Linked DNA regions of Homo sapiens: regions 2, 3, 4, 5 and 6 are each linked to region 1. Evidence: chromatin contacts called from ENCODE Hi-C or POLR2A ChIA-PET data. All regions are on one chromosome and are shown on one strand. Each heading gives the region's core, a stretch centred on a gene start or an enhancer-like site at or near the end of the contact. The rest is flanking DNA. Distances are from core to core; before and after follow the strand shown.

Evidence for each region. A loop is a pair of places that touch in the nucleus more often than their neighbours do. ChIA-PET counts read pairs that join two places held with the same protein, here RNA polymerase II (POLR2A). Pooled maps may share reads with other maps.
Region 2: a pooled map shows a loop between it and region 1 (7-fold over the local background). The contact joins the promoter of ESRP2 here to the promoter of CHTF8 in region 1. A Hi-C loop is called at or near these places in 2 of 168 maps with a recorded cell type or tissue (CD8-positive, alpha-beta T cell and upper lobe of right lung) and 8 of 50 pooled maps.
Region 3: a pooled map shows a loop between it and region 1 (4-fold over the local background). The contact joins the promoter of SLC7A6 here to the promoter of CHTF8 in region 1. A Hi-C loop is called at or near these places in 5 of 50 pooled maps.
Region 4: a pooled map shows a loop between it and region 1 (3-fold over the local background). The contact joins the enhancer-like site here to the promoter of CHTF8 in region 1. A Hi-C loop is called at or near these places in 2 of 50 pooled maps. POLR2A ChIA-PET finds 5 or more read pairs at or near these places in 2 of 52 experiments (OCI-LY7 and RWPE1).
Region 5: a map of naive thymus-derived CD4-positive, alpha-beta T cell shows a loop between it and region 1 (31-fold over the local background). The contact joins the promoter of SLC7A6OS here to the promoter of CHTF8 in region 1. A Hi-C loop is called at or near these places in 1 of 168 maps with a recorded cell type or tissue (naive thymus-derived CD4-positive, alpha-beta T cell) and 8 of 50 pooled maps. POLR2A ChIA-PET finds 5 or more read pairs at or near these places in 1 of 52 experiments (activated T-cell).
Region 6: a pooled map shows a loop between it and region 1 (3-fold over the local background). The contact joins the enhancer-like site here to the promoter of CHTF8 in region 1. A Hi-C loop is called at or near these places in 2 of 50 pooled maps. POLR2A ChIA-PET finds 5 or more read pairs at or near these places in 2 of 52 experiments (Caco-2 and T-cell).

Annotation. Positions count from the first base shown.
Region 1 is chr16:69,130,617-69,135,340 of GRCh38, reverse strand. CHTF8 (chromosome transmission fidelity factor 8) reads left to right here and starts at 2,753. Exons shown (of 4, transcript NM_001039690.5): 1 at 2,753-2,857. DERPC (DERPC proline and glycine rich nuclear protein) reads left to right here and starts at 2,753. Exons shown (of 3, transcript NM_001002847.4): 1 at 2,753-2,857. It overlaps UTP4 (UTP4 small subunit processome component), which reads right to left and starts at 2,692. Exons shown (of 17, transcript NM_032830.3): 1 at 2,652-2,692; 2 at 1,723-1,883. The coding sequence starts at 1,881. RefSeq lists silencers at 2,644-3,003, 3,024-3,173.
Region 2 is chr16:68,234,260-68,238,983 of GRCh38, reverse strand. ESRP2 (epithelial splicing regulatory protein 2) reads left to right here and starts at 2,857. Exons shown (of 15, transcript NM_024939.3): 1 at 2,857-3,136; 2 at 3,222-3,350. The coding sequence starts at 2,939. RefSeq lists enhancers at 306-892, 893-1,481, 1,482-2,069, 2,070-2,658 and silencers at 1,150-1,249, 1,280-1,369, 2,680-2,909.
Region 3 is chr16:68,262,227-68,266,950 of GRCh38, reverse strand. It overlaps SLC7A6 (solute carrier family 7 member 6), which reads right to left and starts at 2,425. Exons shown (of 11, transcript NM_003983.6): 1 at 2,375-2,425; 2 at 230-358. It overlaps LOC124903704 (a long non-coding RNA gene), which reads left to right and starts at 2,494. Exons shown (of 3, transcript XR_007065096.1): 1 at 2,494-2,583; 2 at 3,537-3,764; 3 at 4,255-4,290. RefSeq lists an enhancer at 688-1,887 and a silencer at 2,260-2,539.
Region 4 is chr16:68,282,081-68,286,804 of GRCh38, reverse strand. All of the region lies in intron 3 of SLC7A6 (solute carrier family 7 member 6), which reads right to left. It also overlaps the pseudogene RNU6-1262P. Among named protein-coding and RNA genes, the nearest start is that of SLC7A6, 20 kb to the right of the region's middle. RefSeq lists a silencer at 145-439 and an enhancer at 2,444-2,583. Within about 2 kb of position 2,769, at least 16 of the 41 ENCODE cell types and tissues checked have a DNase peak (open chromatin) inside an H3K27ac peak, as active enhancers do; they include OCI-LY7, where a contact is called at or near this core.
Region 5 is chr16:68,308,247-68,312,970 of GRCh38, reverse strand. It overlaps SLC7A6OS (solute carrier family 7 member 6 opposite strand), which reads left to right and starts at 2,025. Exons shown (of 5, transcript NM_032178.3): 1 at 2,025-2,236; 2 at 2,358-2,636. The coding sequence starts at 2,045. It overlaps PRMT7 (protein arginine methyltransferase 7), which reads right to left and starts at 1,952. Exons shown (of 19, transcript NM_019023.5): 1 at 1,872-1,952; 2 at 795-929. RefSeq lists an enhancer at 2,056-3,020.
Region 6 is chr16:68,367,210-68,371,933 of GRCh38, reverse strand. It overlaps SMPD3 (sphingomyelin phosphodiesterase 3), which reads left to right. Exons shown (of 9, transcript NM_018667.4): 3 at 1-1,075. Among named protein-coding and RNA genes, the nearest start is that of PRMT7, 59 kb to the right of the region's middle. RefSeq lists enhancers at 2,059-2,248, 3,213-3,412, 3,839-4,391, 4,392-4,724. Within about 2 kb of position 2,218, at least 2 of the 41 ENCODE cell types and tissues checked have a DNase peak (open chromatin) inside an H3K27ac peak, as active enhancers do.

The sequences.
Region 1 (4,724 bases), core at 1,504-4,003:
AAAGCAGGAAACCAGCCTGAGTTAATTAATTGTTGAAGAATAAAGAAAACAGATGAAGGAGAAAAGAAAATAAGGAACACTAGGTAAGGAATGGTTGACTTATCCATTCAAGAAACATTAAGCAGTGGCTTTGTAGGAGGCGCTTGATAAATGGTGGGAATGCAGATGTGAGTATCACTGACATGGTTCCTATCCTCATAAAATTGGAAGTTCAGCATGGAAGAAAGACATTAAACAAACACACAAATTATATAGTTATAACTGTTACAAATGACAAACAGAAAAATCATAATATGGCCATGACTGTTAAAAAAAAAAAAAAAGAAGAAGAACAAGACCAAGAAAAAGATAATCAGTCTGGTATGAGGGCTCACACCTGTAATCCCAGCACTTTGGGAGGCTGAGGTGGGCAGATCACTTGAGGTCAGGAGTTCGAGACCAGGCTGGCCAACATGGTGAAACCTCGTCTCTATGAAAATAAAAAAATTAGCGAGGCATGGTGGCACACCTGTAATCCCAGCGACTTGGAAGGCTGAGGCAGGAGAGGGAGGCAGAGGTTGCAGTGAGCCAAGATCACGCCACTGCACTCCAGCCTGGGTGACAGAGCAAGACTCCGTCTCCAAAAAAAAAAAAAAAAAGAAAAAGAAAAAAAAAGAAAATCACAGGATGCAATAAGCACACGCCAGCGCATGTTCTTCATACCACAGAATGTAACCCATTTGTGGTGGTCCTGTAGTTTTTACCTTTTGATTAGTTCTTCAGGGGTGAGCTCAGTAAATCATCCCTTTCCACATTTCCTAAACCCACCTCTCAGGGAAGGCAATTCTCTGAATTGCCTTCCCTGAAGGCAATTCAATGAAGGTTCTATGCCTGTGTTTCGGTTTATCATATTTATTTTACAGGTTGGAAACTGTACACTTATCTTTCTCCCACTGGTCTTTGAGCTCCGTAAAGTTAGGGCCTCTGACATTTGTCTTAGTGCCCAGTATTTGCCACTCATTCACCGAGAAACATTTACAGAATGCCTAAATTCCAGGTACCAGGCTGCTGGGCACTGAATTCACTCATTTGCCCATCTACTCATTTATATCACAGCACCCAGTACATAACAGTCATTCAACATGAACTAAGATGTTGCACCCGAAGAAAATCACTAGTCAGTGCCCTTGGAGGGGAGAAGAAAAAGGACTAATAGACCTCTGCATACACCCAAAGGACATTTTACCTAATTTTAAATCTCCTTTACTCCCAAATGTAGACATGTAGGTCTACATTCTCTCAGACAGATGAACTTTGGAATCCATCTTCCCACATCACCAAAAAGTTTCTGATATTAAAACGTGTTATCATTTTTTCTGAATTGACAATGAAACAGTACTGATACTCCCTGCAGGAAATTTTGCTTACCAAAGCTGCAATGGTGTTGAGACTGATATACCAACAATTTCCCTTCCTGTGTCCAAAAGATCCAGCAAACCTCAGTTTCCAATGACAGGCAGTGAGATGTCACATTTCTAGGTAGGACCCTTCTAATCAACATTACACAGATTGAAACTGAGCTTCTCTTATCAGTTAGGAGATCTCAGAAGTTTGGTAGTTCTAAGCAACTTCAGAGGGGCTAGGAAGTCACTCAATCAGTTTGATTATAAAAGACATACAAGCTTCTTGAACTTCAGAAGAAATTAACATCAAAACACCATATCAGACTCCCAAATGACTTACTTTCTCCTGAAAGTAGTTTGCTGACAAGTTATAAATTTCCACAGTGCCATCTGTTCGTGAAACAGCCAATCTGTTTGACTGGTTATTGTAAGCCACACAGCGGATTCCTGATGGAACATAATTAAAGAAACGTACTCGATGGACCTTAAATTCACCCATTCCTAGGGGGCGAAAAGAGAGTCATTATTGCTATATGTTAACTGCAGTATGTCACATATAGTATTCAGTTCCTTAATATCACTGTTCTGGCTGGAAGGCTCCAACAACATCTCCCTGAAGTTCATTTCCAAATGGCTGCTAACAATGCCCCCCACAAGAATTACTCAATCTTCAAAAGCTCAGAATGGCTTGAATAATAAGGAGGCTTCAGCAAAAAATCAAAAAGGGTCCTACTCCATAGCTCCAGAGTTCCTATCTCGGGGCGCCTAGGAATCCGCATTTTAGCAAGCATCTCTCCTCAACTCTATTGCTAAGTTTGCAAACAACAGACCTAAACTGAGGTAGTGACAGTGAGGCTGATGGGGCAGGCAGAACCGAGCTCCTCTTGAGGAAGAAACGACAGGGTTTGACTTAATCTGGCTGCCTGGTCTGACGTCTGTCACTTACCCTACCCCGTCCCCCCGACGCCCGCCAACATATATACTGGCCGAGAGTAGAGACCAGGTCTTGTTCGCCCCTCACTGGCCTAGCTTCAAGGTTAGGAACCCGCAGACAGAGCAAGCGCGTTCGGTCGGGCCGGGGCGTCTGAGGCGCGCGCGGTCTTCGCCTCCCCTTCCCTCTCCCCGAGTCTACAGAGTAGCCCCCACCCCGCCTCGGGACAAGGAGACCCTCGGGACAAGGAGCTCAGCCGGACGCCGACCCTGGGCCGGCCACCTTGTAAGACCCCCCCAGCTCTCGCAGCCGCTTCCCACGCCCCTTCCCCAACTCACCAGCGGCCCCACGCTCCCCTTCCCGGTGCTCGCCTCTCTCCGCCCCGGCCCCACGTGCGCGCGCGCTCTCAGGCTCTGCCCCGGAAGTGCTCCTGGCGCATAGTCGGAAGTGCGCAGGCAGTGCTCGCGGCGGCGGCGACGGCGGCGGGAGGTTCGGTTGTCGCCCGTTGGCCGCGCGGCGCCGCGCTCGGCGGCCGCCATTGCAGGTCAGGCCGCGGGCGGGGGGCACGGGAGGCTGCGGGGAGCGAGGGCCGAGCCGGGATTGGGGGCGAGGGCGCGAGGGAGCGGGAAGCTAGGGAGCCGGGGCCGGGCGGGGCGCGCGGCTCGGAGAGAAGAATGGCGAGCCGAGGGGCGGGGAGCGCGGGCGGGGGAGGGGTGGCCGGGAAGGGGGAGGGCGGCGGGAGGGCGGCGCGGAGGTGGGGGCAAGCCCGGAGGGGCCTCCGGGGTGGGAGGGCCAGGAGTGTGGGGGAAGGGAGCGGTGTGGAGACGGAAGGCGGAGGGAAGGAAGGGAGCGAGCGGGGCGGAGCGGGAGAAGGGCGGAAAGGGTGGCCGAGCGCGGGCGGAGGACGGAGAAGGGGGCGGCGAGGGCCGGAATCTCGAGGTACGTGCGGGAAGGGGCTCTTCCCGGGGTTGGGAGGGAGCCCAGCCCGCTATGCTTGCGGGAGCGGAGTAGAACTGGAACCTAGGAAGTAGCGGGAAGAGCAGAAAGGGGAGTTCGGGGTGGGGGTTAGGACCGTGAGGTTTTGTTCCAGGTAACATTTGTAATCGTGGAGGGGGGAGGCTTCTGGGAGAGGTAATTGGAAGGGTGGTTGGAGAGTCATTCCAGGTTCTTTTGTGGGAGGGAAGCCGAGAGACGAGTGGGGTGGGGTCCTGGAGGAGTGGAGTACTTGAGAACCGGGAACAATTTGGAGAACGAGGGTGGTAGAGAAAGGACGTTTAAAGAGTAATCTTTGGGAAGAGGGTGAACGGTTTGGAAGACCACTCCAGTGGGTGGTGTGGAGGAAGGCGGTTTAAAGAATAGTTTCCCTGGGAGGCAGGAAAAGGGGTTAAAACAGCTTGTAATTTGGAGGGGGGTGGAGAAGAGGGGGGAAGCGGATTGAGAAGTCCCAGAAAGTGGGTGGGACTAGAAATAGGAAGTGTTTGTAGCTCTAGCAGAAAGGGTGGGAGGGGGCCGAGAGGGAGTGGGTGGAGAAGATGGGGGTGGGTGGGAGGAAGAGCACAGAGGGAGACTCTACGCCGGGCTAGAAAGGAAAGGGTTTGGGGGAGTACAGGGGGCCGTACCATTAAGAGGAGGACAGGCTAAGATGGGGCTGCAGAGTAGCAGAAGATGGAGAAAACTGCAGTAACTCAGATCGACTGAAGCCATCTTTTCCACCCATTGCTACAAATACCAGTAATTGATTCCCTCCAACGTGGGAATCCTAAAATGTGATGGGAAGTATCACGTGTATGCATAGCATCCACACACGTTTTTGAACACACTTCACTAATGTAAAGTTTGGAAGCATTCAATTCCACCAACCCTCCATAAGCCCCTTTTTGGAGGGGAGCAAGATTCTCATTTGGAAACAGGATTTTAGACTTAGTAACATAAGCCTTTCAAGAGACAAGATCCCCTTCAAAAGTATAGACCTGTCCCCTTCAGTTACAAAACCACGATAACACTACAAATAAAAATAATCTGTATTCGGTTGTATGTAAAACGTTCTGAGTTGTTCACTTGGTAGAAAGGCACATAGAGACATAGTCATCATATTTAGAGAAATTACCTTCCAGAACTTAATCCCTGAAGCAGTTTGGTGAACCACAACTGCCATGTTTGAATTCTACTGTTATGAAAACTTGATTTTATTCTGATGACCTGCTGCTTTCGTAGAATGCTTTAGTCCGTTATAAACATTAATATGCTAACACAGTGTAGTATTAAGACATTCTATTTGATGAATACTAAGAAAATGCCACCTTTCTCTGGGAAATCGATAGCTTGACCCTGAAGGCTTACCATGTGTCAGACAATGTGCTAAAAGCTTTACATTCATTACTCGTTCTTGCAACAGCCTTTCAAAATAGGTG
Region 2 (4,724 bases), core at 1,608-4,107, 900 kb after region 1:
TATCTTCGAGGATAGGATGATGGAGCGGGGAGACAATACACGATTAATAAATCGTGTTATAAGTTGGTTAAGTTGGGGGGTTGGGGGGCAGAAAGAAGCAATGAGGGTCGGTTGGGGTCAGGAGTGTGGGTTGTTTAGTAATAATGGGGTCATCTGGAAGGACTCATCTGAAGATGAGTAAGGGATCTCAGCAAAACAGGACCCCACCCTCCTGCCCAGTATTTAAACGAATTTGGTTTTTAAAGAAGAATGCAAGGGTTGGAGCTGAGTGCACGGTAGCTCATGCCTATAATTCTAGCCCTTCGGGAGGCCGAGGTGGGCGGAGTTCGAGACCAGCCTGGTCAACATGGCGAGACCCCGTCTCTGCAAAAAATACAAAAATTAGCCAGGCGTGGTGGCTCACGCCCGTAATCCCAGCACTGGGAGACCGAGGCGGGTGGATCACCTGAGGTCAGGAGTTCGAGACCATCCAGCCTGATCAACATGGTGAAACCCCGTCTCTACTAAAAAAATACAGGCGTGGTGGTGCACGCCTGTAATCCCAGCTACTTGGGAGGCTGAGGCAGGAGAATCGCTTGAACCCAGGAGGCGGAGGTTGCAGTAAGCCGAGATCGCGCCATTGCACTCCAGTCTGGGCAACAAGAGCAAAACTCCGTCTCAAAGAAAAGAATAATAAAAATTAAAAAAATAAAATAAAATAAAAAGAATCTAAGTTGCAGGAGTTGTCTTGCTATGGGGGCAGCCGGATGGGCATCCGGGGTAGTTTAGGGGAGCCGCACTGTGCTACCAGCCCGTGCCTCAGGTTCACGACCCAGCGGCGACTTGGACACGCATAAGCGCGTCTTCCGTGGGAAAGCGCTCAGGACTGCCAGAGACGCCACAATGGAGCAGTCACCTCGCGAAGGTGGCTTCCGGGAAGAGCGGGCGTCGAGACTCAGGCTGAAGAGGAAAAAGGGCCTAGAGGCTGCACAGATGAGGTCGCCAGGAGGGGCGAGAAGGAGACCGAGTAGCGCCCAGACCTTCGGGCGGGGACGCTGTGACCCTGTGCTGTAAGAGTGGAACCCAGACAGGAGCCAAGGAGGAAGCGACGTGCTTCTGTGGAGCTTTAGGAATGCGGCGGTTAGGGCCACTGGTTTAGGGGAGTTGGCTGGAAGGGCGTGGCCGGAGGAAGGGCCGCCTCCACCAAGCGCAGGCGCCCTACCGGGCGGGAGGGGGAGGAGCGTTACTCGCGGTTGCGCCCCGCCCCGCGAACAAATATTTGACATTCCAGGCTTATCGGGAGGAGGGGCCCGAGGAGCAACGTTCTCCCTTCCCCCGCGCCTGATTCGCTTACCGCTTCCGGGGGAGGAGACGCATGGGCCAGTGCCCGGGTGGGCGGTCCGGAGATGGACAGCCGCGCACCAAGGCCCGCCTCCACCTGTAGGGAAAGTAAAGTGCTACTCGCTCGAACCCGCCGGGCGAAGGAAGCACTTCCCATGCTCTCCCTGTCGCCGTGTCCGGGCGCGAGTCATTTCCGTCCCGGGCGCCTGTTTCTTTAGCTGCCAAGTGGAGCTACGCTGAGCTCTCTCCCCCCGGGCCTCGCCCCTTTCCCGGGCATGAGCTCTGGTGATGCGCCCGGGTGCCCCGCTCTCTCCATTGTCCAGGGGCCGGGCCGCAGCACCCTCCTTGTCCGAAAGCGCGTGGTGCGGCTCCCGTCTCAGTCTCGAGTCGGGCTAGGCAACCGCGTGACTCAGTTCCCGCCACGCTGGAGCCCCCTCCTTCCTGCTGGATTATTCAGTTTCTCAGTCACTTATTCAGTTTCTCAGTCACCTCCCTGGGAGAGTTTGGGAAAGTAAGGAACGGCCGGGAAACGCGCCATAAAGGAGCCTCACCAAGCTCCACTGGGCAAAGGGAGGAATGGGAGCCCCAAATGCGGGGCTGTCAATTGGGTTGTAGGTGCGGGATGGAAAAGGGAGGATCTGCAGCCCGCATGCGCGCACACACGCTCAACGCTAGCCCCCCATCGGCCAGAGCGCTCGCAATCTCCAGGCAGCTTCTCCACCGTCCAGAAAGGGACGAAAGCAGGCAGGCCCCCACACGTGGGGTAGGAGTGAGGCTCCAGGCCCGTTCTACCCCTCTCAGCCTCGTCTAGGGTGCAGCTCTCTGCGATTTGGGGGGTTCCTTTCCCCAGCATTGAGGCCTGCCCACTCCCAACCCACAACGACCGCGCTCTGGCACTTCTCAGTGCCAGGCTAGCGCTCGGCCCTAGCATCTGCGTGGACAAGCCCTTCCCTGTGATCCCTGGTGACCACCCCACAGCTCTAACAACGCTGATGTTCCCGCCGCCCTCCCCTTTCCCAGGTGACTTCTGGTGATCCCCCTACAGGGTGATACCCGGCAACTCTCACCGCCCCCTTGACCCTTTGACTTCCATCAACCCCAGACCTGCCGTGTTGACCCCCACAGCCCCTAGACTGCCTCCTGGTGACTTCCATACTGGAGAAGGCCTCTGTCTTGCACGCTCCTTTGCAGAGGCCTGACGACCCCTGGGGAAGAGTGGGGGGAGAGCGGAAGAATGGGTTAGCCCCCAAAATCAGGCAGGACCAGCCCTGGAAGTAGGAATCCGGATCCTAAGCGTGCGCCCAGGCCGGGAGCGTGAGCTCTTGCGTCCTGGGTTGAGTTCTGGCGGCCCTCCCCCAAGGTTCCCGGAGCCGCCCCGGTCACGTGGCCGGCGGGGCCGGCAGGTAACTCGCCTGGAGAGGGCGTGGGCCGGTAGCCGCCCCGCCCCGCGGGGCGCCACGGGCGGGTCTTGGCAGCGCCCACTGAGCCAGCCGGGCCGCAGGTGCCGCCCCCGATACACGGTGTCCCGCCCAAGCTGATCCGCGTCTGCGGTCGGTCGGTGCGTGCGTGCGCCTCGTCGGTCCGCGTGTCTGGCCGAGAGCCCCCTTCCTCTGCGGCCATGACTCCGCCGCCGCCGCCGCCCCCTCCCCCGGGCCCTGACCCCGCGGCCGACCCCGCCGCGGACCCCTGCCCCTGGCCCGGATCACTGGTCGTCCTCTTCGGGGCTACGGCGGGTGCGCTGGGACGGGACCTGGGCTCGGACGAGACCGACTTAATCCTCCTAGTTTGGCAAGTGGTTGAGCCGCGGAGCCGCCAGGTAGGGTGGAAAAGAGGCGGTGAGGTCCCCAGGGAGCTTCCGGGGTCGAGGGGCGCGGCTGATCGGTTTCCCCCGCCGCTCACAGGTGGGGACGCTGCACAAATCGCTGGTTCGTGCCGAGGCGGCCGCACTGAGTACGCAGTGCCGCGAGGCGAGCGGCCTGAGCGCCGACAGCCTGGCGCGGGCAGAGCCGCTGGACAAGGTGCTGCAGCAGGTGAGCGCCGGGGTGGGTGGCGGCATGGCCTGGACGTGAGGACATTTCTGGGCGGGATTGGCGGCCGGAGGCTAGGCCTGGCGTGCCGCAACCAACCGGTCCAGGCGGCAGGACTGGGCTCTTGTTTGAAACTTTGAGCGACTCTCGCGTGTGCGTGCCCCTTTCATCCGCGCGTGCCAGCCATTCCCCTGGGCTCCTTACTTTTCAACCATTGCAGGAACCTACTCCTACCGAAGGGATCGGGACGCAGGCTTTGGGATCCATCCCCAGTTCCCGCCCGGGGAGCGAGGCCGAGACGCCTTTGGGAGACCTGCTGGGTCAGGTCTCCCTGAGCCGCAGCCGGAAGCGAAAGGGGTCGAGGGGCCCATATAGGTCACCTGTCCTTGCGGCCCGCGTCTTCGGCCTGCTTGGGAGCTGCTGGAGCGGAGGCGTAGGGCGGTGTCGGCCCTAGAGGTAGACGCCGCCAGGTGTAAACTGCTCGTCTAGGCCTGTCCCGGCCGGCTGGCCAGGCGTGGGCGCTGTCCCGGCCTGGCCTGGGGGACTATCTGCCTGCTGAGTGCAAAGGCCTGGGGTGCCTCCTGCCCTAGCTGAAGTGGGAGGTGGTTTCCATTGCTGTTTTCTTTTCCTTATCTTCACTACGGCGCTCATTCTATGTCTGACTCTTGAGTGTAATTAGTGTAAGTCCTTTTTATACACTCACGTTCTTTCATCTTCCAACAACTCTTGTGGTTCCTGATGAGGAGGCACCACGATGATGATTCCTTGTCTGTTCCAGAAGGGCTCCCGGCCCTTCACTTGGGGAGTTTGCTGGAGGAGAGCTGGGTTGCCTTGCTCTGTCAGCCCCAAGTTGTAAAGTGTCACAGAATTGGCAGGGAGGGTTCGTGGGTCACTGATTAGTGTTTATACTTCTCCAGCAAGGATGGAGGCTGGGGGAGGGCTGGGCAGCCTCAGGAGTGCCACCCCCTCTATGAGCAAACAGCTCAGTGCCAGCCGGTCAATAGGATGTGGGTCAAAGCTCATGCTGCCCCTGATGTCCAAGTGTGGAGCTCTGTCCTTGGAGTTTCTCTGCCCCTCGGTTGGTCAGACCTGGAGGCGGGGCTGCCATTGACCATGAGCCTTCTGGGCCTCAGGCAGGCCTGGGCCTCCCCCACCTGTCTGAGGGTGGTACCCGGTCAAAGACAGGTTTAACCTGCTTTGCCCCGCCCCTTCCCACCTGCTTGTCCCACTCCAGGTGTTTGCTCTGGCCCCACTCCAAACTCCTGGAGTGTGTGTGTTGAGGGCTTCGGTTATATGTGATTGCCCTCATTTGGCCTGGAGGAGGTGACAGTGGACTGGAACAGGGTTGGGGGGTGAGGGGAAGGGACATAGGGCTAG
Region 3 (4,724 bases), core at 1,176-3,675, 870 kb after region 1:
AAAAAAAAGAAAAAACCCACCACAATTACTCTTTATAAAGAATTGTAATATAAATAAATGTATAATTTATTTTTATAATAAATTACAGTGTTATTTAATATGTAATACTAAAGAGTTGTTAATTATGTGTAAGCCATTCTGTTTACTAGTATTGTATTCACACTGTATACAAGTAAAAACTCTTTGTAAATCACACAAACAAAAGAAAAGACAGCGCAACAATATTCACCTGTCAAGAAATACGCGAACATCACACTTTCATAAGCCACCTCCTCATAAATGGGTCCAGTACTGAGAAGGAAATGAAGTCCCCTGCAGCAAGGCCTAATTCCACTTGTCTGCCTCGGCCACATAAACTCTGCAACAAAGAGTGGGAGGGAACTGATCAAAAAATGAACTCTTTTAACCTGAGAAAGCTGATTTAAATATATATATATATGTAATTATTTTTAATTAACCAAGAAAGCAGCAGAATGATATTTCCTTGTAAAATCTAAATTTTACATGCCCGGCAGGGGCAGTCCTAATTACTAGCAGGTTCCATGACACCCACAGGGTGGGTATAACTGAAGTAGCCAGCCCAAACCTGTCAGAGAACTGGCCTTGTCACATTAAATCATGTAAGTCTAGGCAGCTCTGGGGCCCCAGGTCCCGTGGGCACCGTTTACATAACTTTTTTTCTTTTTTTTTGGAGATGGAGTCTCGCTCTGTTGCCCAGGCTAGAGTGCAATGGCGCAATCTTGGCTCACTGCAACCTCCGCCTCCCGGGTTCAAGCCATTCTCCTGCCTCAGCCTCCCGAGTAGGTGGGACTACAGGTGCCCACCACCACACCTGGCTCAATTTTTGTATTTTTAGTAGAGACGGGATTTCACCATGTTAGCCAGGATGGTCTCGATCTCCTGACCCCGTGATCCGCCTGCCTCGGCCTCCCAAAGTGCTGGGATTACAGGACTGAGCCACCGCGCCCGGCCTGCATAACTTTTTTAGAAACTAATATACATCCAAGAAATTACAGCAGGAAGCACAAAGGTCAGGAAATTTCTTCTACTAAGAAGTTCCAGGGAGATGGGGATCATAAAACCGGTATATGCAATAAAAATACATCCACGGCCAAATAGGGAAGGAGGACAAGGAGAGGAAGAGAGGAGAAAATCAGGCTGGTGGTTTTCCACACACTTGCCAGGAAAATAAACTCCAGTGTAACGACTTGAATAACGATCTGAGATCAAAGTTGGGAAGCAAAAGCCGTCTGCGCAGCACACATGGGACCTGAGTAATGCAGGCAGCCTGGGCAGGTCCCCAAAAGGCCTCACCGCCACCAAAAAGAGGTGGAACTGATATAAGGAAGTACTCACAGCCTTTCAAGTCTGCTCCTCCCAGATCTGAAATCTGGGAGCAGTTCTGAGAGACAAGCCCCGGATGGCTGGGCACTGAACAGCCGCCCTGCGAGATGAGCTGCCCTGGCTTTTTCCCCTATCAAGGGCAGAGACTGAATTCTTTTTAACTGTGTCACCAAGCCCAGGGCATACAAGAGGTACTCAAAAACGTGTTCGCCGACACCCTGATTCCTATTTATACTGACCATTACACAACATGTTTGCTTAGAGCCCAGCAAAGAATTTTCAGAATGTTTCACGTCTATCTCCCCACATTCAGGAGAGATAGTCACACAAGATGACAGGCTATAGGGACGCTCAAAAGAGCCATAATCACCAGGGGCACGCGGGTTCCCCAGCGCCAGCAGCCCAACGCTCCAGGCTCCAGCACGCCACAAAACCTTGCGGCATTCTCTAAAGTAAAAGGACTGATTTTAAAATGATAATCGTCATTCTTGCGACAGCCCCAGGAAGCCTGGCTCCTGAGGTCCTGAGCCCGCGTCTTTCTTTGCCCCACCGCGGCCGCCACACAGCACAGGTTCTCCGTCCTGCAGTCGGAGGCGCAGTCACAGCCCCACTCAGGGTCACCGTCGCACAGTCTCACGCTCGCGGCGCGGCCCGCGCACTCAGCGTCCCGGTCACCCTCGCACCTGGGGTTTCCCTCTCCACACACACCCCCGGTCTCCCTCACACTCGCCGCGTCGCCAGCACACCCCAAGACTGGCTCCCTCGCGGTCACCATCAGCCTCCGGGGCTCGCACCCATACAGCGTTTCTCCCACACTCGGCCCTCACGCTCGAGGTCCCTCTCTCCTCGTGGCGCCCCCCCTCACCCGCAGCGCCTCTCGCGCGGCCCCGATCGGCCAGCCCCGCGCTGTTTCTGGGCCGCATCCCGCTCCCGACGGCGGCAGCGAAGACCCACAGGGTTCGGCTCCCACAGAACGCGGCCCAGCCCCGGCCCCGCTCCCGGCGCGCCCGCCCATGGCCCAGCCCGTTACCTCCCAGTGGCCCGGCGCCGCCAGGATGCTCGGTCGCGCCGCCGCCGCCGCGGCAGCTCAGGCCCCGCCCCGCCACGTCACCCGCCGCCGGATCGCGACAGCGCGCGCCGCGTCGGGACACAGTTCCGTGCGGGGCCAGCTGGCGGCGGCGCTTCCGGGCCCCCGTGGCCGCCACGGCCTGGCCGGTACGGGGTCCGCCGGCCCAGAACGTGAGCGTGGACGCCAGACAGCCCCCAGCTGCCTCGTCAGGGCTCGAGCAGCCCGTGAACTGGGCCCGGCCACGCTCGCCGCCCTGGAGTTAGATGGGGCCTCCGAGGGCGTCCACAGCGGACATTCCCGCGGGGAGCTCTCATCGGCCCCCGCACCCCGTTCCTATCTCGCACTTGACCTGGGCCCGACGCCCAGGGCGCCCCCTACAGCTCACACAGGGATCCAAACGGCCTCCGCCGCCGGGCCACTGCCACTCGCAGTCTAGGAACCCCAGGAAGACACACACTCTGGGGACTTGTCCAAACACACGCACAGCTCAGACTCGTAGCCCTTGAGGCCCCCGCACCCACAAAGAAACTGCAGGCTCCCTTTGCCAACCCCAGGCCTCCCTGGGGCTCTGTCCTCATCTTCCCAAGAGGGCTGCCACCCCTCTTGGGGGAGCTGCACCTCCTGCCCCCCCTCTTGGGGGAGCTGCACCTCCTGCCCCCTTCCCCTCCCTCTGTTTGCTCCTCCATCTTTCTCTCGAGTTCCTTTTCCTCTGGTGGCTCTGGGGCTCTCTGTCTAGAGCCTCCTGACCTCATGGGCGCCTGAGCCCTCCTCCGAAATTTCCTGTCCACACCTCAAGCACTGACTTTCTCCAGGGCCCTGGAATCTTTTCCCCCAGCCTTATGACCACAAGTACACGTCCTCTGGTTCCAGACCATACCCAAGACCCTGCTCCCTGCCACCCAGTGACAGGGACCCAGCCAGAGATGGGTAGCACCTCAGACCCTTCCTCCCCACTCCTCCCACGGCCTATACCTCGTTTTCTTCTCCCCAGCCACAACGGCTTCTCAATCCCTATCCTGCTCCCCTTACCCCATCTCCACAGAGTAGGGGATGCTCCTAGAATACAGATTGCGATGACTTTGTATCTCCCCTGCCTAAAACCCTTCCATTCTCCTCTCTGCAGGCCTGGGATGACAATACTTGAGGAATCCTCGCTGGTGCTGCCCTCCTGCCCTCTGCTTGGAACCCCTCCCCTAAGTGTCAGTGAGTGGACGTATATATTTGGATCAATCGAGTTGCACCCTTTGCCTCCCAGATCAGTTCCTCCGGCCTCCCTGGCTGAGCAGAAGGACAGCTCTGGACACTTGTGTCAGCACCCAGCCCACGTGTCCCTGCCACAGCTTCATATAAGGTATGCCGGCTCAGCCGGGCCTGGTGGCTCACGCCTGTAATCCTACAACTTTGGGAGGCTGAGGCAGGCAGATCACCTTGAGGTCAGGAGTTCGAGACCAGCCTGACCAACATGGAGAAACCCCGTCTCTACTAAAAATACAAAATTAGCCGAGTGTGGTGGCACATGCCTGTAATCGCAGCTACTCAGGAGGCTGAGGCAGGAGAATCGCTTTAACCCAGGAGGCAGAGGTTGCAGTAAGCCGAGATCGCGCCATTGCACTCCAGCCTGGGCAATAAGAGCGAAAGTCTATCTCAAAAAAAAAAAAAAAAAAACACCATATGCCAGCTCCGTCTGGCTTTGCAGTCTCATACCCAGTTACGTAGCCCATCAGCTGAAAGCCCAATGTACACCACACCCTGAATCAGATGTTCTCCAACACCATCAGTGTTCCTCAGGACCACCCTGCAGGATACATTTATTTGTAACCATTCTTTTCTTTTGCTTTTAGAGATCTTGCTGTTGCCCAGGCTGGAGTGCAATGGCTATTCACAGGTGTGATCATAGCTCACTGCAGCCTCGAACTCCTGGTTTCAAGCGATCTTCCTGCCTCAGCTTCCTACTTGGGACTACAGATTTATTTCATCTTTTTTTTTTTTTTTGAGATGTATCTCGCTCTGTCTTGCTCAGGCTGGAGTGCAGTGGTGCCATCTTGGCTCACTGCAGCCTCCGCCTCCCAGGTTCCAGTGATTCTCCTGTCTCGGCCTCCAGAGTAGCTAGGACCACAAGGCATGTGCCACCACACCTGACTAATTTTGTATTTTTAGTAGATATGGGGTTTCACCATGTTGGCCAGGCTGGTCTTGAACTCCTGACCTCATGTGATCCACCCTCCTTGGCCTCCCAAAGTGCTGGGCTCACAGGCGTGAACCATGGCGCCCGGCCTATTTCACCTTTAGAGATAAAGTCTTGCCCAGGCTG
Region 4 (4,724 bases), core at 1,520-4,019, 850 kb after region 1:
CCATACCTCCCAATTCTCAATGAAGTCCATGGAGAAGCGCACCCACTCGAGTACTCCCTAGGCTCACGTGGCTTTAAGTTCTAGCTCCTCACACACTTCAGTGACATCTGGGCCCTGTGCTGAGAGCCCCGGCACTTTGCTCCTGCTAAACAATGACTGATCCATGGGGACGACATAAGAGCAATATCCAGCAGGAAGGAACGCAGTGACATCTGTGAGTACTGCCTCTAGCATACAAAAACAGAACTTTTATGTGCACCTCAAATCTTACTACAAAATCTTTTGGGCCCATCCTCTAGGCCAACTCCACTTACTCCTACCCACTTTGCACTCTCTCCTTCAGCCAGACTCTCTCTCTTACTCGTACCGTACACACACATAAAAAGAAATGTCCTCCCCTCCTCTTCCTGCCATAGCCAACAGCAACTCCCAGTCAAGGTCTAGTTCAGCCCCCACTTCCTCTTCCTCTGTAAAACCTTCTCTGAATACACCACCCCACCCCTCTCTGAGCTCTTTCTCTCCTGAACCACATGGCATTCCTGCTTCTTAGCACAGGTTAGTGTCTATGCTATCATCATGTAGACACCTGTCTCAAGTCTCTCCCTCAGGTGATTGGGTCATGCTTCTCCCAAGATCACAAATTCTCAGAAGGTAACAGCAGTATATCATTTTATTTTCCTTCTTTCCTTCTTTTTTTTTTTTTTTTTTTTTTTGAGACAGGGTCTTGCTCTGTCACCCAGGCTGGAGTGGGTGCGATCACAGCTCACTGCAGCCTCGATGTCCAGGGCTCAAGTGATCTTCCCACCTCAACCTCCTATTAGCTGGGACCACAGGTGCACACCACCACACCCAGCTAATTAAAAAAAAATTATTTTGTAGAGACAGGGGTCTTGCTGTATTGTCCAGGCTGGTCTGGAACTCCTGGGCTCAAGCAATCCTCCTGCCTCAGCCTCCCATATTAGGATTACAGGCATGAGCCACTATGCCTGGCCACGTTGTTTTCTTAAGCTCATCACCAAGCAAAGAGGGGCACTGATAAACCCTGGTTGGAACCAAGGTGGTAAGATTTTCACTCTAACTTCCAATTCCCTGGAGCAAGGCAAATTGTCAGAAAGTTGGATATTCTTCCATTCAAATGGAGAGAAGTGCCTATGGCCAGCCTGTGAAAATGAACACAGGTGGCAGGTGCCAGGCTCAATGGCTTCAAAGAGCTTTCACTCAGTACACTGGCCAGTAACACAGGTGCTTACTAGTCAATCATGATGTGGGAGTAGGGGGACAGTGGTCAAATGGGAGGGGAGAAGCAGCCCAAAGAAATGCATGCTGCTGGCAGGTCTTCCCAGGGACCTACCCTGATGATCAAAGCTACCTGTATGGGGTTAAGCCTCAATCAGCTAACATAAGGATTACCTAGTTAATAGGTACCAGTAATCCATAGGCCCCTACACAGTACAGTAGCCATGTTTTGAAGTACCTGCCCAGCTCCTTCTTGGGAATTGCTCCCCCTTCCCTATCATGACTGATGGAGCCAGACACTGGACCCAAGTTGAGCCTGTTACATTGCCTCTCCCAGAAACACAGAGTTGGAATACCAAGAAACTGAATCTAACAGTAATGGGCAGAAGGGTCAGGAGCTACAGCAAGTGAAAGTCACATACAAGCCCTTAGTAACAAAGGGACAGAAACCATAAGTAAATAGAGGAAGGAAGCAGAACACAAAAAGAAGCAGAAGTGGGAGGGCATGCAGCTTAGACAAAAAGACAGACAGGGGGCCGGGGCAGCGGTGCACACCTGGAGTCCCAACTGTGTGGGAGGCTGAGGTGGGAGAACTGCCGAACCCAGGAGTCCGGGCCTATAGTGCACTGTAATAGCATCTGTGAATAGTCACTGCACTCCAGCCAGGGCAACAGAGTGAGAACTTGTCTCTAAAAAAAAAAAAAAAAAAGACGAGAAAATACACAGAAGAGACAGAGGGGTGAGAGATAAGAGACAAGGAGGCAGAGACAGAAGAGGATAAAAGGAGAGAAACACAAAAAGGTGGAAATAAACATGGAGAAAGAGACTGTCTGACAATATCCTGGCAGTGCTAACTGTGCTTCTGGTTTGCAGCTCCAAGGGGAAGAGAAGCTGATACACTCCTCAGACCCACTAACTGGCACTGGGTCTCACTTCTGATCCTTCTCCTTCCTTCTATCCTGCCATAAATGTCCTACAGGTTTGGTCCTCTCTGTGCACAGGTAAATATTACACACAGTGGAAATTCAACTATGTGCTAAACTAATGAATAAAGAAGGCTGCTTGTGGAAATGCCTGCAGAGTCCATTCCAATAGACCAGCTGGAAGGATACAAAAGCACCTGGTCAGAGTGGCTCCTCTGGGGAGAAAGACTAAAGCTGTGGAGAGGGAAGGAGACTTTTTCCACTCTGTGGTTTACCATGGTTTACCGTGAACATACGCCTCTTTCTAGATAAAAATAAAAATAGTTCGTGCTCACTTCAGCAGCACATATACTAAAATTGGAACGACGCAAAGAAGATTAGCATGGCCCCTGAAAATTTTTAAAAGAATTTGTTTAAAAATAAAAATGGTTCATTAGCAACAATGTAGCACCAGAAGGCAGAGCCAGGGTAGTGTGAAGCTAGGAGGCACCTAGGGCACAAAATTTAAGGAGGCACTCACTCTCAGGGGACCACATGCCGGAACCTGAGAGTGAGTACGCCCTTCAACGCTGACCCCAGGCACCTCGTTTGCCTCACCCTACTATCAGCCCTGCCAGAGAACAGAGAGCTCCTAGAACAGTCTGTCAAGCAGAAGCCAAGTCCCTTGACTGTTCTCCTGATTCTAATTAAGAAACAAAATTTCACCATCTGATCCTTACTCCTCTATTGCTTCCCAGAACTCCCAGCCCCCCTAGCTTACCATAAACTATCAGAGTTCAAACAAAGTCAACAACTGGGCCTTAAAGCCAGATGCTAAGATTCAGCTACCACAATTAAAACATCCAAGCCTTCCCTCTTCTCCTGATCTCATTTCCTTGCTGGACAAGCCTGCACCAAGGAGCGTGGGACCCACGTGAGGGTCTTCAAGGCTCTCTGGGAGCTTATTGCTGAGAAAGGAGTACTCAAATGGCAGATCCAAACTGAAAGCCAAAGCAGAAACAAATCCCCAAAGTCTCTGTGGCAGACATGGCTAGTTATCTTCCTCTATCTGTTCTTCCCTTTTTCATTCGTAATAGAAATTTTAGCTGAAGGCATGGCTGTCCAAAATAAAGCTGACATTGCCCAGCCTCTCCTGCAGGTAGGTACGGCTGTGCAACCAGGTTTTCTCCCGGGATGTATGCAAATATTTCATATAAGACCTCAGAAAGTGTCTTTAAATGGGGGAGGCAGTGTCTTTGTCCTTCTTGTCAGTTACAGTGCAGACATGACAGCTAGAGCTTCAATAACCATCCTGGACCACCAGCTAGAAGTCACAGGCTGAGGATGGCAGGAAGACAGAAGGAATAAACCTGGCTCCCTGAAGAACTGAAGTCATCCAAACCACACTGCCTCCTTTTAACATGTGAGAGAAACAAACATCAACATGTTTGAGCCATGCTGCTAAAGGTTTTCTGTTGTCTGAAACCCAAGTTAATAGTGAATAACATATGCACCCTCTCGCAGAACTGTGCCTTTCATACTCTCTTTCTGATGAGGAGATTGCCTGGCAATCTGAAGCTGTACTCCCAGCTACGCTGACAGTAGTCACAACTCTCTTTTCCCACAGGCAACAGAGAGCGGAGGGAAACCTTCCAATTCCTCCCAGACAGGCTGAATGTTATAAAGGGGCATTCAAGGACAAAGGAGTGCAACCGTAAACAAAAAATAACAACAAAAATGTGGAAGAAAGGCCGGGCGCAGTGGCTCACACCTGTAATGCCAGCACTTTGGGAGGCCGAGGCGGGCAAATCACAAGGTCAAGGGTTTGAGACTAGCCTGGCCAGTATGGTGAAACCCCGTCTCTACTAAAAATACAAAATAATTAGCTGGGCATAGTGGCGTATGCCTGTAGTCCCAGCTAATCAGCAGGCCGAGGCAGGAGAATCACTTGAACCCGGGAGGCAGAGGTTGCAATGAGCCAAGATCACGCCACTGGACTCCAGCCTGGGCAACAGAGTGAGACTCCATCTAAAAAAAAAAAAATGTGGAAGGAAGAAAGGAAGAAAGGCAGGGTAGGGAGGGGACAACTACAAGACATTCAGGAGTGAAATGCTCTCCAACACTCCAGGGGAGGTAAACCCTTCCAAATGGGGATCCCAGAATCAGTGGCTACCTCCTGGGATGTATATAAATATGTAATGTATGTGTCTTTTTTTAAAGTATCCTTGTTTTTTTGTGGTTTTTTGTTTTATTTTGTTTTTTAAGAGACGAGTTCTTGCTATGTTGCCCAGGCTGGTCATGAACTCCTGGGCTCAAGTGATCCTCCTGCCTTGGCCTCCCAAACTGCTGAGATTACAGGCATGAGCCACTGAGCCTGGCCAGTGTCTTTGTTTTTAATTACACAAATACATTTAGTCCCATTATGAAAGCATTCGAACTATATATAGGGTTGGAGTCTTGAAACAACTATGATCAAGACCCAGTCCTCCCTAGCCCCGTATCACTCTCAGAACAAGAAAGTTGTCTGTCCATAGCAACTAGCCAAAATGAGGAGCGTATCTTTTCTACTGAGAACTCTGACCAGGC
Region 5 (4,724 bases), core at 776-3,275, 820 kb after region 1:
TGCCTGTAATCCCTGCTACTTGGGAGGCTGAGGCAGGAGAATTGCTTGAACCTGGGAGGCAGAGGTTGCAGTGAGCCAAGATCGCGCCACTGCACTCCAGCCTGGGCAACAGAGCAAGACTGTATCTCAAACAAACAAACAAACCTGGAACTATGTCTTGTGTTAACAATTTTATGAAGGCATGAACCTCTTCTGGTGGGCACTACACACCTTCTCTGGCTGAATGCCCTCATCCATTATTATTTGTTCTCTCCCAGAAGCAGTCTACACTACAGATTCAGGAGATATTCTCTGAACCCCTCCTCATTCTCCAAGAGTTGTAAACTTGCATGGCCATTTACAAGGAGGAAATAGAAACCACCATGCCAAGCCCTAATTGTATTAGCCGTCAGACTGCAGAGCAGATGGTCCACTACATTCATTCAAAATGTATTTGCTAGGCGGTGGTGGCTCACACCTGTGATCCCAGCACTGTGAGGGGCCGAGACGCAAGGATATCGAGTCTGGGAGTTCCAGACCAGCCTGCGCAACATAGTGAGACCCCGTTCTCTACAAAAAATTTTTAAAAAAATTAGCCGGGCGCGGTGGCCTGTGCCTGTAGTCCCAGTTACTCCCAGCTACTCGGGAGGCTGAGGTAGGGGAATCACTTGAGCCCGGGAGGCAGAGGTTGCAGTGAGCAGAGATGGCGCCACTGAACTCCAGCCTGGGTGACAGAGTGAGACCCTGTCTTAAAAAAAAAAATATATATATATATATATATATATAAATATACATATATTAAAATTAAAAATTACCCGAGTGTAGTGGCGCGTGCCTGTAGTCCCAGCTACTCGGTAGGCCGAGGTGAGGATCGCTTGAGCCCAGGAGGTCAAGGCTGCAGTGCGCCTCGATCACACCACTGCACTCAGCCTAGGCAGCAGAGTGAGACTCTGTCTCGAAAAAATAAAATAACAAAATTTATTAAATACCTTCTATGTGCCAGGCACTATATTAGGGACTGGAGCCACCACCACAAGCTAGAGAAGACCCTTGCCCTCCAAGAGCTTAGACTCTAATGAGAGAGTAATACAAATTACAGACTACATGAATGCAAGAAATACACAGAGCGTTGTAGAAAGAGAAAACCAAGGTTACAGAAGGACTCTGAGGAAACTAGCATTTGAGATCTACAAGACAGACCGGGATAAAAGTTGGGGAAGAGTTTTTACAGGTCAGGAATCCTTACCCCAACTTTCCCAAGAAAAGGCCCTAAGGTAGAAAGAACTAGGTTGCATAAGCAAAATGTGCCAAAAGCCTGAGCGACCGAAGCACTTTTGCAGAAGCCCCCCGCTCCTCATCTCCTATCACATCTTCTGCTCAATCAAGCTGGGCCTTGTCGACTTCGGAAAGGCGTTTGGATTTTGTTCTAAAAGCACTGGGAGCCACTCAAGAGTTTTAAGCAGAAGCGTATCTACACTAGGCTTACGCTTTTACAGGACCACTCTGGTTGGCGTGTAGTGAATACACGACTCTCCAATTACTCAGAACAGTGAGTGGCAAAGACAACAGGTCTGGCAATCAGAGAACTCGTGGCCCAGTTAGGGGTGCGATGGTTGGAGCTACTGCGGTCTCTGTGGCTGAGGGGAGGCGCCAGGCACGAGTACTGCGACAGAGCCCCGCGAGTGGCAGGCACCCGGCTGCACTGCAGAGCCGGGGCCAGCCTAGAACCCCGCTCTCCTGCAGGCCCGGGTGTCCCGAGCTGCCCCACGCGGAGGAGTCCAAGTAGGCCCACGCTAGGCTCCTCTGCCGAAACCCTGGTGCCAAGGACACCATGCTCGCTGCACACAGAACCCCAAAGCGACCCCACCTTCCCAGCATACCCAGCGCCTCACCCGCCGCGGGAAACCCTCCGCTCGCCTCCGCTGCTACCACTTTTACCGCGGCCAGCACGCGGGGCGGGACCTCGCAGCGTCGAGGAGCGTGCTGGGGGGCGGGTCCTAAAGCAGAACTGGAAAGCTATCCCATCACACCCCGCGAGCTCCCACAGTGCTCAGCGGCAGCCACTATGGAGGCCGCCAGGACCGCTGTACTCCGGGTGAAGCGGAAGCGCAGTGCGGAGCCGGCGGAGGCTCTTGTGCTCGCTTGTAAACGCCTCCGGAGCGACGCGGTCGAGTCAGCGGCACAGAAGACGTCGGAGGGTTTGGAGAGAGCGGCGGAGAATAATGTCTTCCACTTGGTGGCCACTGTGTGCTCCCAGGTATTGGGCGTGGTGCAGCTGGTGTGGAGGGCATCTTCGGGTGCAGCCGGTACGAAACCCGATCCCTGACCCGCTCGCGAACTCCTGCTTACGCTGGCCTCCGTCCCCTGTTGCCCCCTAGGAGGAACCAGTCCAGCCTCTCCTGCGGGAAGTTCTGCGCCCGTCACGGGACAGCCAGCAGCGTGTCCGCCGTAATCTCCGCGCCTCGGCTCGGGAGGTCCGGCAGGAGGGCCGCTACCGGGTGCTTTCCAGCCGCCGATCCTTGGGGACCACCTCGAGCGGCCAGGAGTCCGAGTACACGCCGGGGAACCCAGAAGCCGCCGGGAACTCGGGCTTTCAGTTGTTAGACCTTGTCCACGAGGAGGGAGAACCTGAAGCCGCCTCTGCAGGCTCCTGCAAAGTGAGTATGCCCCTGAAGGTGGTCGCTGGGCTTCTCAGGATGGTAATGCAAGAAGACTGGGCCCAGTCGCAGCACAGTTTCATCTTAAGGGGATGGATGATCCATCCGGCGTGACGGCCTCATTTTACAGATTTGGTTGTTCATCCAACATGTGTTTACTACGTGCCTACGATATGCCAGGTATTTTTTTAGATTCTGTGGATACAGCAGTGAGGACCTAACATGCAGGTAGACAGAAACAGTAAACAAGTCTATTCAGTGTCAGATGATGATAAGGGATGTAAGGAGGCGGGGAGACAAAGCAGGAAGAGTGGTGCCACTTCAGTGAGAGTGTCACTGAGGAAATGACATTTGAGTGAAGACTTGCAGAAGGTGAATGGCAGGGTATTCCACATATCGAGAGGACTTCTAGGCAGAGAACCTGAAAGTAAAGAGGCCCTTAAGCCGTTTCTTTGCTCCTTGCAAGGTGCCTGGAGCCCGGTGAGCTAGAGGAGAGCAGTAAGGAATTTGAGGGGAGGATGCCTGCTAGGTACTTGCAAGGACATTGCCTTTCACCCTGACTGAGATGGGGATCACTGGAGCAAAATAGAGATAGAGCAGGTAGGAAAATTGATCAAAGAGAGGTTAAAGGAATAGTCCTGGATAGCATATCAAGTTTGAGGTAGATTTAGGTCTAGAATGCAAGTTTTCTCACATTTAATCCAGTGCTTTTCTTTATATTACATTTGCTAACTTCATTTGCAATCACTTCCAAAAAAAGTCTACTACATGCAGCAAAACTACAGAAATGGAAAATTCTCCTTGAGGCTGGGCACAGTAGCTGACGCCTAATCCTAGCACGTAGGGAGGCCCAGGCGGGAGGATCACTTGAGCCTGGGGAGGTCAAGGCTACAGTGAGCCATGATTGTGCGGCAGTGGCATTTCAGCCTAGGTGACAGAGTGAGACCCTGTCTCAAAAAAAAATAAAATACTCCCTGTAATCCCAGCGCTTTGGGAGGCTGAGGCAGGAGGGTCGCTTGAGGCCAGCCTGGGCAACAAAGCAAGACCTTGTCACTACAAAAAGGAAGAGGAAATTAGCTGGGCATTGTGGCACGCGCTTGTAGTCCTAGCTACTGGGGAGGCTGGGGCAGGAGGATCACTTAAACTCAGGAATTAGAGATTGCAGTGAGCTGTGATCAAGTCACTGCCCTCTGGTTTGAGCAACAGAGCAAGATACTGTCTCTAAAAAAAAAACCAGAAAATTCTCAACATAAAGTGTGCCCTCTCTTTTTTTTTTTTTTTTTGAGTCAGAGTCTCACTCTGTTGCCCAGGCTAGAGTGCATTGGCATGATGCTGGCTCACTGCAACCTCCAACTCCCGGGTTCAAGCAATTCTCCTACCTCAGCCTCCCAAATAGCTGGGATTACAAGCGTGAGCCACCACACCCAGCTAATTTTTGTATTTTTAGTAGAGACGGGGTTTCGCTATGTTGGCCAGTCTGGTTTTGAACTCCTGGCCTCAGTGATCCGCCCGCCTCAACCTCCCAAAGTGCTGGGATTACAGGCATGAGCCGCTGCGCCTAGCCAATATGCCCTCTCTTGATAAACATTTTTATAGAACTCATTTTAATTATTTTTGCAACTTAAAACAATTATAATTCAAAATGAATCCACAAGCAACAAGCAAATGGTACTAGTGTAATTGTTTATTGTTGTTTTTGTTTTGTTTGAGATGGAGTCTCGCCCTTGTCGCCCAGGCTGTAGTGCAGTGGCGCGATCTCGGCTCACCGCAGCCTCTGCCTCCTGGATTCAAGCAGTTCTCATGCCTCAGCCTCGCGAGTAGCTGGGATTACAGGCATGAGCCACCACACCCGGCTAATTTTGTATTTTTAGTAGAGACGGGGTTTCGCCACCTTGGCCAGGCTGGTCTTGAACTCCTGACCTCAGGTGATCCACCCGCATCGGCCTCCCAAAGTGCTGGGATTACAGGCGTGAGCCACCACGTCCAGCTGGTGCTAGTGTAAGTGGATAGCAATTTGTGTATGATGTCCATAGCCACATCTTTCACCAAAACATTCCAGACTAATGCATGACTTACAAAATGTGTAAA
Region 6 (4,724 bases), core at 969-3,468, 760 kb after region 1:
CTTCTGGTCCCCACTGCAGTCGGCCCGCCGGCCCTACATCTATTCACGGCTGGAAGACAAGGGCCTGGCCGGTGGGGCAGCCCTGCTCAGTGAATGGAAGGGCACGGGGCCTGGCAAAAGCTTCTGCTTTGCCACTGCCAACGTCTGCCTCCTGCCCGACTCACTCGCCAGGGTCAACAACCTTTTTAACACCCAAGCGCGGGCCAAGGAGATCGGGCAGAGAATCCGCAATGGGGCCGCCCGGCCCCAGATCAAAATTTACATCGACTCCCCCACCAATACCTCCATCAGCGCCGCTAGCTTCAGCAGCCTGGTGTCACCACAGGGCGGCGATGGGGTGGCCCGGGCCGTCCCCGGGAGCATTAAGAGGACAGCCTCTGTGGAGTACAAGGGTGACGGTGGGCGGCACCCCGGTGACGAGGCTGCCAACGGCCCAGCCTCTGGGGACCCTGTCGACAGCAGCAGCCCGGAGGATGCCTGCATCGTGCGCATCGGTGGCGAGGAGGGCGGCCGGCCACCTGAAGCTGACGACCCTGTGCCTGGGGGCCAGGCCAGGAACGGAGCTGGCGGGGGCCCAAGGGGCCAGACGCCCAACCATAATCAGCAGGACGGGGATTCAGGGAGCCTGGGCAGCCCCTCGGCCTCCCGGGAGTCCCTGGTGAAGGGGCGAGCTGGGCCAGACACCAGTGCCAGCGGGGAGCCAGGTGCCAACAGCAAGCTCCTGTACAAGGCCTCGGTGGTGAAGAAGGCGGCTGCACGCAGGAGGCGGCACCCCGACGAGGCCTTCGACCATGAGGTCTCCGCCTTCTTCCCCGCCAACCTGGACTTCCTGTGCCTGCAGGAGGTGTTTGACAAGCGAGCAGCCACCAAATTGAAAGAGCAGCTGCACGGCTACTTCGAGTACATCCTGTACGACGTCGGGGTCTACGGCTGCCAGGGCTGCTGCAGCTTCAAGTGTCTCAACAGCGGCCTCCTCTTTGCCAGCCGCTACCCCATCATGGACGTGGCCTATCACTGTTACCCCAACAAGTGTAACGACGATGCCCTGGCCTCTAAGGGAGCTCTGTTTCTCAAGGTAGGAGACCTCGGCCCAGCCTGAGGACCACGTGCCAGCTGGTCCTAGAGCCATGTAGGCAGGGGGGCTGCAGCGGGGAGTCCTCATCGTCATGGGGGCTGGAGTGGGAGGTTGGAGTGGGAGGCAGACGCGGTCTTTCCTGGAGCCAAACAGCAGGGCCCTGGCTCGGGGACAGGGTCAAGACCAATGCAGGGATGAGCACCGAGGCTCTGGGCTCAGACAGACCCATCTGGGTGATCTGGGCCCGTTCCTCAGATCTCTGAGCCACCATTTCCCCAACTGTAAAGTGGAGAGAGGGTGGGAGTGGAACAGAGCAGTAAGGCCTGGGAAGGGTTCCGAGCTGGCGCAAGAGTGGCGGTGGTAGCCGTGGAGATGGTGGCAGTGATAAAGTGAGGAAGAACAGGAGGTAGGGGCCCTGTCGGTTCATAACGAGGCAGAGAGACCAGCCCAGACCAAGCGCATCAGGCAAGCAGACGGGACCCTCAGGTCTCCAGGCCGTGACACCGCCTGGCTCACTGAGGCCACTAGCTTCCCTGGCCTGGACACCCCTCCCTCCTGGCTGTCGTGCAGCTGCCCTGCCAGGCTGTCTGCCCACCAGCCATGGTTTCGCTTCCATAGTCACTAATTAAAGTGAATCATAATTATTTCTGCTAATTTGGATTCGATTGGAGGAGTTTTTAGGCTGTGGTAATTTGGTCATTACACATTATCTTCTACTGCGCCTGAGATGCTCAGAGTGTCGACTTTTGTTCTCTATCCAAAAGCCGCTCATGGTGCTTCCACGGTTTTCTGAAGTGTCATTTGGCCAGTGGATGCAGCACAGGGCTTTCTGCCCTGAGAGGCAGCAGCTGTTTCAGATGTGGGTTCTGTCCCTTTAGGGTGAGACATGAAAAAGTGGTGGCTTTGCAGGGAGGGCTGCGGTTCAGAGGCCTGCCTAGGGCAGGTTTCCTCACTTCCCAGTTCGCCTTCAGAAGCAACCACACTCCGCCTGCCCAGGGAAACACTGGTGCGCAACCTGGCGCCTGCCATGAGTGGCAGAGCTTGTCTTCAAGCCCTATGGGAGCCAGGGCAGGCAGCAAGGGCCCTGGCCCCCACTTCTGGTTCGTCCATGGCTCTTGTGTGGCTCTGCCAGGCCCAGAGTTTGGGTCCTCTGCTCTTCATTCACAGCAAGGGATGCTGAAATTGAAGCAACTCCTGACAGATAGATCCAACCTTCCCATTTTGGCATATGGTCCGTTGGTGTTCTGTTCCCTGGATATATTTTTGTCTCGACAGCTAGAGTGACTTTCTGGGGAGGAAGGGGATGTGTTGCCAGGTCCAGGGTGGGAGGATGTGCCCCTTACTCCCACCCCTCACTCCCACCCTACTACAGGTGGCTCAGAGGCCGGGCCCTCCCCCGCCCCCTACCCCAGCCCACTTCTGCACAGATCAATCCACACATCCTGTCCCCACCTCCCTCCTCTGTGGGGCACCCTCACTGTTCCCACTGAGCTCAACAGTGTCTGCCTGGGACAGCCCCTCCTCCCAGGTTCTGTCCTGAAAGTTCTTTTCATCTTCCTCTACCTCCTGGGTCTCAAACTGTAACCTGATCTATGACATTCAAAAATTTTTTGTATTGACCAATTTTTTTTTTTTTTTTTTGAGACGGAGTTTCACTCTTGTTGTCCAGGCTGGAGTGCAGTGGCACGATCTCGGCTCACCACAACCTCTGCCTCCCGGGTTCAAGCAATTCTCCTGCCATGGCCTCCCAAGTAGCTGGGATTACAGACATGCACCACCACGCCTGGCTAATTTTTTATTTTTAGTAGAGACGGAGTTTCACCGTGTTGGTCAGGGTGATCTCAAACTCCCGACCTCAGGTGATCTGCCCACCTCGGCCTCCCAAAGTGCTGGAATTACAGGCGTGAGCCACCATACCCAGCCTTGACCAATATGTTAAAATCAAGATATTTCACAGAAAACCCGGTTTGCAGGTTCTCTCAGCAGCCCCAGGCCTGCCACATTCCGTACCCCACGCGGCTGCAGTGAGCTGGAGCCGTGGTTGGCTGCCCCGCAGTGGGGTTTCCCAGCAACCATCATGACACCTGCCTGGGAGTGAGACTCTGCAGCTTCCATTTCTGCCCTTTCTGAGGCCCCTCTGCTTTGTCCTGGCCCAGACCTCTCCCCCCAGCCCTACATCTGGCTGCCTCCAGGACACATCCCCATTCACTCGCAAACCAGACTCAGCCTCTGCCCCGGGCTGCTCCTCTTCTGTGTTCTGCCATCCTGAAGCCAGAAGGACCACCTTGGCTGCTCTGTCCTGTGCCCGACCCATCCATTCCAGGCCCCTAGCTCACTTTCCAGATGGCCCTGGGTGCACCCCACATCTCCAGCTCCCTTGGCCCAGGCCCCCTCCTCTGCATCAGCCCTGCTGTGGTTTCAGCCACCCTCCTCGTCTGAGGCCAGGTGTGACTCCTCTTATGCCCTCCACTGCCTCAGGAAGTCTGAACGTCACCTTGTACCACCTCCCGCCCCCCTGCCCCCGCCACCCTTAGCTCCAGCTCTGCCCCAGCCACAACCCCGATGAGGGGCTCCTGTACCCCTGGCCCCTGCTTGTCTTGGTCCCACACTGGGTGTGGCCACACCACCTCATGGAGCTCCCTCAGCGGCCAGCCACACAATCCTCTCTTCCCTTCATGGGCTCCTCTGCCCTCGTGCCCAGGGTCTTGTCTGTCCATCAGACAGAGCACCAGGACAGCAGAGCTGTGGTGTGCCCAGCACACGCGGATCCCAGCGCGGAGAAGTGAAGTACGTGGGGCTGCCTTGGGGACAGGCCCAGCCGGAGAGGGGCCGGGACGCTGGAGGGACTCGCTGCAGAAATCAGCGGTCCCCTCCTTCCCGGAAGGCCCTCATGGTTTCCCGTATGGGACTTCAGAGCCTTCAGGGAAATGTGGCTCTGTGAAGGAAGGGACTGGAATCCCTTTTTCCTCACCTACAATAGAGCCTTATTCTGGACACCTCTTCCGTTGACAGTCTTTGCCCGCCAGGACTCAAAGGCACAGCCTTTCGTGTGATTGCTTGTTTTTGCAAGAGAAACACAAGGCTCTGCGGCTCCCAAGGCCACGAGCCAGGAATCAATGAGGCCCAGCAAATAATCAAGTGGATCTTGGTGAGATCACACGGCAGATGAGGAGGGAGAAGCGGGGCGGGAGGGAGCAGGACCTCGTCACTCCTCCGGCCAGTGGGTTCTTGTCGTGCAGGGCCCAGTCTGAGGCCTCCCTGCGAGTGTCCAACCCTGTCCGGGACACAGCGCGGGGCAGGTGACACCAAGTGTTGGATGAGTGAGAGGCTGACGCCTTAAGACCAACAAACAGGCGGCCGGGGAGAAACCGCAAAGACACCAGCCCCTCAGAAAGCAGCGCAGAGCAGCGCACAGCAGCGCACGACAAACAGATCCGACTGGAAGCTGCCTCTTAGACCATGTGAGCCTGTGACCCCGGCCCACAACTCAACTTCTGGCCTCAGTGTGTTCAACGGTAAAAGCAGCATCACTTTATCATGTGCCTGAGCCGTTGTAAGGACCCAGAAAAGTAATGTCCATGCGTCGCCACCCCACCCCAGCACGAGCCCACTGGGCCTGAGATGATCCTCATGGAGGAGGAGCAGTTGT